Regions from separate parts of the Homo sapiens genome. Here region 1 is linked to region 2. The links are chromatin contacts, found by Hi-C in ENCODE. All regions are on one chromosome and are shown on one strand. Each heading gives the region's core, a stretch centred on a gene start or an enhancer-like site at or near the end of the contact. The rest is flanking DNA. Distances are from core to core; before and after follow the strand shown. Region 1 holds the start of TMEM141 (transmembrane protein 141). Region 2 holds the start of ARRDC1-AS1 (ARRDC1 antisense RNA 1).

Evidence for each region. Hi-C counts contacts between places; a loop is a spot of excess contacts on that map. Pooled maps may share reads with other maps.
Region 1: a pooled map shows a loop between it and region 2 (7-fold over the local background). The contact joins the promoter of TMEM141 here to the promoter of ARRDC1-AS1 in region 2. A Hi-C loop is called at or near these places in 4 of 168 maps with a recorded cell type or tissue (B cell, CD8-positive, alpha-beta T cell and naive thymus-derived CD4-positive, alpha-beta T cell), 5 of 37 single-sample maps with no recorded cell type and 14 of 50 pooled maps.

What each region holds. Positions count from the first base shown.
Region 1 is chr9:136,788,525-136,792,828 of GRCh38, reverse strand. It overlaps TMEM141 (transmembrane protein 141), which reads right to left and starts at 1,485. Exons shown (of 5, transcript NM_032928.4): 1 at 1,405-1,485; 2 at 1,052-1,118; 3 at 799-882; 4 at 471-578; 5 at 1-10. The coding sequence starts at 1,458. RefSeq lists a silencer at 1,059-2,098.
Region 2 is chr9:137,617,189-137,621,646 of GRCh38, reverse strand. ARRDC1-AS1 (ARRDC1 antisense RNA 1) reads left to right here and starts at 2,752. Exons shown (of 3, transcript NR_122035.1): 1 at 2,752-3,116; 2 at 3,456-3,713. It overlaps EHMT1 (euchromatic histone lysine methyltransferase 1), which reads right to left and starts at 2,642. Exons shown (of 27, transcript NM_024757.5): 1 at 2,598-2,642. The coding sequence starts at 2,618. RefSeq lists enhancers at 1,516-2,234, 2,900-2,949 and a silencer at 2,560-2,859.

The DNA of each region.
Region 1 (4,304 bases), core at 236-2,735, 830 kb after region 2:
CTTCTCTGATCTGTAAAAGGCAAAGAGAGACAAGCTCGAACCACATCCATCGTGGCTGGGCATCCCTGTGCCCATTTTATCATGGCAGAAACTGGGTTCCGTAACAAGGACAACGGGCAGTGGAGGCCAGGCCTGGGTCCAATGCGGGGCTTCTCAGTCCAGCCTCACTCCTCTCGGGTGCCCACGTGGCTGCTGTGGCCTTGCCACACCCTTCACTCTGCACCCTTCCTCTCAATCTCAGGGGCACCCCAGCCCCTCTTGGTTCTTTCTCCTCAAAGGGAGCTCTCCAAGATCTGTCTACTGCGCCCACCCCCAGCTCCAACCCATCTGGCAGTCACATGCTGAGGAGGCCGGGCCAGAGGGAGGGACCTTGTCTAGCCTATCGCATGGTGCACCCAGGCTTGGCTGCCCAAAACTCTGGGTGCTGGAGAGGTGGCATTCACTTCTCGCTAACCCCCAGGCTCTCTCACCTGTGCTCCTGTCTTTGGGGAGCTGCCCGGTCTCCAGGAAGAGCCAGAGGTTGTTGCATTTCTCCGACTCCACTCTCGTCACCCCGTAGCTGACCACAGAGCCTGCAACTGTGGAGCAGGAAATGGAAGAGGGCTGGGGCCTCTGTGCTTCCCAGGCTAAGAGAACCGGGCACAGGCTACTTCCTGACAGACGTGGTGGGTGGGCTCAGGTGGGGCTCCCGCCGAGACCTGGGGCTCCATGTCAGAGTCAGGGACGCAGAACCACAGCCCCAACCCTAGCAGAAACCCACCCCTCAAAGAGCCCAGGCAGGGGCCCTGGAGTACCCACCCACGGCCACTAGGAGGCTCCACTGCAAAGGGTATGGAAACTTCCTCTGAATGAACATCTGCAAGCCAAAGGCCATGCCGGTGCCTGCAAAGAGCCGAGGTCCCCATCAACCTGTACCCGGGGATAGCCAGGGCCCACCTTGCCAGGCCCCCAGCACCTGCGGGCAGGTGACTTGGCGCCCCCTGCTGGGGAGTCAGGGCAGGGCGGGAGGGTGCGTTCTCTCCCAGCCGCAGGACACCTGGACGCAGCCTACCTGTGACGAAGGTGAAAACGCCCTTCATGAAGGCGTGTGACTGGCATGCGGCATACTCCCCGAGTCCCTGGGGTGGCAGAGGCGGGTGAAGGCTCGATCCCCTGCCCTCTTCCTTCACCGCCTCTCCTGTCCCTCCTCTGGGCACACCCTGGCTGTGGAGGAGTGAGACCCTGGGCGCTTGGACACGTCCCACCTCCCCTATGCCCACCCGGACGCCCTGAGCCCCTTAGCAAGAGAGTGCCCCCAGCCTCCGCCACTCTTCCCTGACGAGGGCACCCCCACGCCCCGGCCCCCCGCCTCGCTCAGGTCAGCTTCTGGGGTTTGAGGCCCGCGTCCCAGACCGGCCTTCTCACCGGGTGCTTGGCAGCCACGGCGTCGTCCACCCGGGACAGACCCAAGTTCACCATGGTTGGCAGGGCTCGGGGAGCGGGCCTGCGCAGGCGCAGGCGGAAGGGCGGGACGGGAACCTGGGGGTGTGGCCCAGAGGACAGGCCTGCGCAGTTACGGACGGAGGGGCAGGGCCCGGATCTGGGGGCGAGGCCTAGGGACCGGCCCGCGCTGGAACAGGCGGAGGGGGCGGGGCCTAGGAGACGGCGCCTGAGGGCGGGTCCGCGCGGCAGCAGGCGGAGGGGGCGGGACCTGGGAGACGTGATCTGGGGGCGGGGCCTGAGAGACGGGACTTTGGAGACGCGACCTGGGGGCGGGGCCTGAGAGACAGGACCGGGGAGCGGGCCTGCGCAGGCGGAGGTGTCGGGTTCTAAGAGGCGGGTCCTGCCGGGTGCAGGCGGAGGGGCCAGGGCCTTGGATTGGGGGCGGAGCATGGATCGAGCCTGCTAGAGCGCAGGGGAGAGGGGTGGGGCCTGGGGCCTGGCCACGCCTCTAGGAGCTTGGGCCCTGTGACCTCCGGCGACGACTGGGCGGGGCGAAGGCGGGCACCGGGCGGGGCGTGGCTGAGAGCGTGCGCTCCTCCCCCCGGCCGGGCCTCATTCCCACACTTGCAGAGGCCTGATGATTGTCAGTGTTATTTTGCTTGAGGACTACAATCAGGGATTGAATTTCTCATAAGCCACCACGGAGTGGGGATGTATAAAATCACTGTTTAGCAAAGTGGTTCTGTAACCAGCAGCTTAGTAGCTGAGCCTCAAACTCCTTTTGTTTTGCATGACAAAGAGTCTTTACTTTCAAATAATTATCGATACACCAAGTAATAACATGTACAAGTTCTTGAATTCTATCATCTAGTAATTTTGATTAAGAGAAACTAAAATCAGCCCAAACAATTCCACTAGTATTCACTGGTGTAACCATTAGCAAGAACGGAGGACTTCAAGTCAGGCTGCTGCTTCACACAGGTTACAAATAACTATTTACTACTTTTTCATCGATAAAGTCCCTGATCTTCAAGAAAGTGCTAGGGAAAAAAATTAACCCCTTCCTTTCTTCAAAGAATTATTATGTGGTTTTTTTTTTTAAACTAGATCAAAGAAAGAAAAAGTCAACACTGATATACGTGTTGCTTGAGCCAAAAGGCATGGGAAAAAAGACAACATATAACCATTAAATTCCTAAGAAATATGAGGTAAAAAGATGAAATCTTGGCCAGGTGCGGTGGCTTACGCCTGTAATCCCAGCACCTTGGGAGGCCGAGGCAGGTGGATCACAAGGTCAGGAGTTAAATACTAGCCTGGCCAAGATGGTGAAACCCCGTCTCTACTAAAAATACAAAAATTAGCCGGGCGTGGTGGCAGGTGCCTATAATCCCAGGTACTGGGGAGGCTGAGGCAGGAGAATCACTTGAACCTGGGAGGTGGAGGTTGCAGGGAGCCAAGATCGTGCCACTGCACTCCAGCCTGGGCGACAGAGTGAGACTCTGTTTCAAAAAAAAAAAAAAGGCTGAAGTCTTTAGATAATTTATAAGTCTGTACAAAAAAGCTAGATTTGCTACTCTTCAAAATGTGGAAGGACCTACTCTATAATATATGGAAATAATTTAATGCCATTTGTGGGGAAAAGAGAGATCAGACTGTTACTGTGTCTGTGTAGAAAAAGGAAGACATAAGAAACTCCATTTTGATCTGTACTAAGAAAAATTATTCTGCTTTGAAATGCTGTTAATCTGTAACCTTAGCCCCAACCCTGTGCTCACAGGAACATGTGCTGTATTGACTCAAGGTTTAGGGGATTTAGGGCCGTGCAGGATGTGCCTTGTTAACAATGTGTTTGCAGGCAGTACGCTTGGTAAAAGTCATCACCATTCTCCATTCTCCATTAACCAGGGACACAGTGCACTGCGGAAAGCCGCAGGGACCTCTGCCCAAGAAAGCCTGCGTATTGTCCAGGTTTCCCCCCACTGAGACAGCCTGAGATATGGCCTCGTGGGAAGGGAAAGGCCTTACCGTCCCCCAGGCTGACAACCATAAAGGGTCTGTGCTGAGGAGGATTAGTGAAAGAGGGAGGCCTCTTTGCAGTTGAGATAAGAGGAAGGCATCTGTCTCCTGCTCGTCCCTGGGAATGGAATGTCTTGGTGTAAAACCCAACCGTACATTCTATTTACTGAGATAAGAGAAAACCGCCCTGTGGCTGGAGGTGAGACATGCTGGCGGCAATACTGCTCTTTACTGCACTGAGATGTTTGTGTAAAGTCAAACATAAACCTGGCCTACGTGCACATCCAGGCACAGCACCTTTCCTTAAACTTATTTATGACACAGAGTCCTTTGCTCATGTTTTCCTGCTGACCTTCTCCCCACCATTACCCTATAGTCCTGCCACATCCCCGTCGCCGAGATAGTAGAGCTAGTGATCAATAAATACTGAGGAAACTCAGAGACCAGTGCTGGCGTGGGTCCGCACTTGCTGAGCGCCGGTCCCCTGGGCCCACTTTTCTTCCTTTATACTTTGTGTCTTATTTCCTTTTCTCAGTCTCTCGTCTCCACCTTGTGAGAAATACCCACAGGTGTGGAGGGGCAGGCCCCCTTCATCTGGCACCCATCGTGGGTTCCGTTCTGTAAGGTGAAGATACGCTATGGTGTGATAGTTTAGGACAAAACGAGTACGTCCGTGGTCAGCTTCGCGGTAAGCTTGTGCACTCGGAGGAACCCAGGGTAACAATGGGACAAACTGAAAGTAAATATGCCTCTTATCTCAGCTTCATTAAAATTTTTTTAAGAAGAGGGGGAGTTAGAGCCTCTACAGAAAATCTAATTACACTATTTCAAACAATAGAACAATTCTGCCCATGGTTTCCAAAACA
Region 2 (4,458 bases), core at 1,503-4,002:
CTACCTCAGTAGTTTTTTTTCTTTTTTTTTTCCTGAGACAGTCTCTCACTCCGTTGCCCAGGCTGCAATTACAGGCACACACCACTATGCCCAGATAATTTTTGTATTTTCAGTAGAGACAGGGTTTCAACCATGTTGGCCAGACTGGTCTCGAACTCCTGACCTCAAGTGATCCGCCCACCTCGGCTTCCTAAACTGCTAGGATTACAGGCATGAGCCACCACGGCTGGCCAGTTCTTTTTGGTAGGAAAATGTATTGACTATCTTTGTAAATCAAGGAAAAGAAATGAAGTTAGATAAGTTTCCAGTGTCAGCTTTATTACTTTAATCATTTGGCAATTAATGAACCCTGACCCAGGAATCATTTCCCAGGTTTAGTGACAACAGTGATCACATGCCTACCTACTGTCCAGAAGGCCAGAGTTGCTGCGCTACACACAGGGGCTCCCTCACCTTCTCATACACCTTGATGATAAACCCTTAGAATTATCAATCTAAAAACAGAGCTTTTATTAACCTAAAATGACCATCACAGATATAACACATTTAGCAAGCATCAGCTCTATGGCCAAACCACCTGCAACTCCATCTTCTTGGCCACAAGCTCTTCAATCTTGGGCCTCACTGCGCCTGTCTTCTCATTTATAAACGGGGAGGTAACAGTACCTACCTCTTAAGGTTGCTGCTAGGCTCAAATTATTGAATTCATGCAAGGCACTGGCACTATGGCAGGGTTGGACACAAGTCAGGGCTCAGTCAACACAGGCTGTCATTCTCATCAGGTGTGTAAAGCCCTATTCAAGGCTGCCTATGGAACCAGAGACATCTGGAGCCATTTGCTCATCGGTCATGTATTAAACACCTACTACGTGCCCAACACTGTACTAGTGCTGGTCCTACAACCGACTGGCCAAGTTATCTAACCCTTCCTCCTCAGCTAAACAGGAAACAACAGGACGGGCACAATGGCTCATGTCTGTAATCCTAGCACTTAGGGAGGCGGAGGCAGGCAGATCGCTGGAGTCCAAAAGTTCAAGACCAGCCTGGGCAACATGGTGAAACCCCGGTCTCTACCAAAAAAATACAAAAAAATTGGCCAGGTGTGGCAGCACCCGAGGTGGGAGACTCCTTTGAGCCTGGGTGGTCGAAGCTGCAGTGAGCAGTGATCATGCCTCTGCATTCCAGCCTGAGTGACAAAGGGAGATCCTGTCTCAAAAAATAATAATAATAAATAATAATTTAAAAAAGGAAATAACAGCACCTGCTGCACAGGGTGAAGAAAACCGAGGGAGGCGCCTGATCTAAAGGTCTTGCACAGTGTGTGGGATCCAGTGGGTACTTCATAAATGATAGAATTCATCACTACACGTCTTCTCCCCTACAAGCCTAGAAGTGACTTGAAATTTTCTAATTTCGCTTTTTGTTCTCAGTGACTAATATTAATTCCTTGAATGCTGCAGATACTCAGCAAAAACTCCTTGCATTGAATTTAAGAATTCCCCTGCACCTTCCCAGTTTACTTATTTCAACACCCCCCAAAAATGCAGGAAAAAAATAAACAAAAAGGCCATACATTACCTGAGTTAAAATACAGTGTTAAGTCTATGCACCAGGATACTGTACGGCTTCTTACTACACCTTAACTTTCTAAGCTTTAGAAGTCTCAACTGTTACTAGACAGTTAATTTCAAAGAAATACTTCTACGCTGACAGTTTTCTCCAAACCGGTCCCTTATCTCAGCCCTAGGACCACACTATTTCTGCATCTCCACGGACACACCACCTCCTGCTTGCTTTTCCTTCAGAGGGACGCCAGTGGTCCACTCGCAAGACTTTAATCTCTACGCTGCTTCCTTTCCTAAGCAAGGAAACAAACTATCCTTGAGAATGAGCACGGGGAAGGCCGAGACCATTAACAAAAGAATGTGAACTTTTTACATCGAGAGCCCTTTAAAGCTGCTGGTTTGGAAATAAACTTGAGTCCGCAAGCTTCCCACCGAGCGTGCTTTCCTGCTTCTGACAGCCAGCAGGGCTGGAGCAGCATTGTCTGGGGAGAAACACGCCGGGACTGGCCAACTTTTCGTTAAAGATGGTGCCATCCTACTCAGAACAAAGTGAAAGGTCAACGAAGCGAAGGAAGAGCTCCGAGAGGAGGGACAGCCTCGCCTCGGCCGGCGCTCCAAAGTTGGCCGGCCCCGCTACTTTTCCTTTTGTCCTCCGCACCTCCCCGGCACCCTGGCCGAGGCCCTCCCCGCAGATCCGGCTTGCGGGCGGCGGCGGCGGCACGGGGTCCGTGGGGGGCGCGGGCACAGGTACGCGGTCGCCTCCCTCACCTGCGCCCCCGCCCGCTCCCCCAGCCGCCGCCCGGCCCGCGCCGCGCACAAAGCGCGCCCGGCGGGAGCGCGGGCCGGACGCCCGGCGGCCTCGGCCCGGCCTCGGCCTGAGGCGGCGGCAGCGGCGGCGGCGGCGGCGGGGGGACCCGGGGCCCCGCCCGCCCGCCGGCCGCCTGCCGCCGCCCCGCCCGGTTCTTCGCCCCCGCGCCGCCTCCGCCGCTGCCCGCCGCCCCCGCGCCGCCCCCCGCCGGCCCCGCTGCTCACCTCGGCATCGGCGGCGGCCATGGCCCGGGCCCGCAGCGTGGCCCCGCCCCTCCCGCGCGCCATCGCCCCGCCCGCGCCTCGCGGCCCAGAGTCGGGGCGGGGCCGATCGCCTACGTCTGCGCCTGCGCCTGCGCCCGCGCCTGCGCGTTGGAGCTCGACCGGTGCGGCGCCTGCGCACTGGAACCAGGCGTGCGGCGCCCCAGGCGCCGGGCCTGCGGCGGCCGGAACCGGAACGCGCGCCCGCGGGGTAGGAGACCTGGAGCTGGAGAACCCGCCCGCCAGAGTCGTAGTAGTGGATGGGGAGTAGCCGTCCCATTTTCAACACATGTCTCATTCTAAATTGACGTTTTGGTGGGCTGGCCGAAGAAGGAGAAAGACCCGCGGCTCCGACCTCTGACCTCTAACCCCGGACGCACTTTGATTTCGCCGGCTTGCGCGGAAGGCTGACTCCCTGGGCCGCGGCCTGGCGCGGGAGCCGCCTGTGGGGTGTCCCCGGCGCGGGAGGGTGCTCTGGTTCAGGCAGGTTCCCGTTGCGGCGGGGTTCCCTCGGTTGGGAGGAATGCCCCTGCCGAGGGTATGCTCCGGCTGGAGGGGGTGTCCCTAACGGCGGGAATACCTGGACTGGCTGGGGTGTCCCACTGGGGAGGGTTTCCCGGTGGGGAGGTGTCTGGCGGGGGAGCGGCTCCGGCTAAGCATGGGTGTTCTGCTAGGAGGATGTGTCTGGCTGGGGGCGGTGTCCCAATCGGGAGGGTTGCCCTGATGGGGGAGGTTCTACAGTTGTGGAGATGCCAACCTGGGGGGCGCTCCGGTTGGGGGGTGTGCCCTCTCTGGTTACCCCGCTCTCGCTGCCACTCATAGGCCCGCTGCCCAGGTATGCACAAGTCAAGGCCTTTTCTGCAGACCAAGTAGCCTTCCCTGGAGAGCGCCCCCAGCACCACGGAAACTACCTACATGCCCCGCGGTGGTCAGCCCGCCTTATCCCAGCCCCGAGACCCAAAACAAGAAGCATGGACTGAATTTGAGGTTTCTGGATGGTCGTGTGAACCGAGGGGACGGGTACTGGACTGACAAGAAATGAGCCTTGAAGGTCAATCTGGGTGACACCCGAGTCTCCTGGTGAGTCGGACTCCGGAGAATTATCTCAAGTCCAGCATAGACAGCGCACATAGACAGAAAAGGAAACGGACAATCCCAAGTGCCAAGGGAACCTTCCCAGGTTTCTTTAGGGCAGCTAAACTGCTCTGTCAAAGCCTAAGTCCATTTATGACAGGCCGAGCACCCTGAGCCCTCGCAGGAGACACGAGCGCCTTCATGGCCCTCCTGCCCCGCACCCACCTCTCCGCCACCCCTGCTGTCTGTCCCTTCCCTGAAACCTTTATTTCGAGTGTCTTTGTGGCTTCCCTCTTTACCATCCTTGAGTTGAAATATCACCTCTTAAGGGAAGCCTTCCCTCTCCTCCCTAGTTAAAATGATACTGCCCCCCCATACCTGTCTTCGTTGACTTACTTGGCTCCATCACAGTGTGTGTCATGTGACTCTCCCACATCCTGATTTGGAATATTGTCTCCCTACTAGAATGTAAGTCCATGGTGCCTAGAACAATACCTGGTGTACAGGAGACAAAATATTTGTTGACTGGGCCGGGTGCGGTGGCTCACGCCTGTAATCCCAGCACTTTGGGAGGCCGAGGTGGGCAGATCATGAGGTCAGGAGATGGAGACCAGCCTGGCTAACATGGTGAAACCCCATCTCTACTAAAAATACAAAAAATAGCCGGGAGTGGTGCTGGGCGCCTGTAGTCCCAGCTACTCGGGAGGCTGAGGCAGGAGAATGGCATGAACCCGGGAGGCAGAGCTTGCAA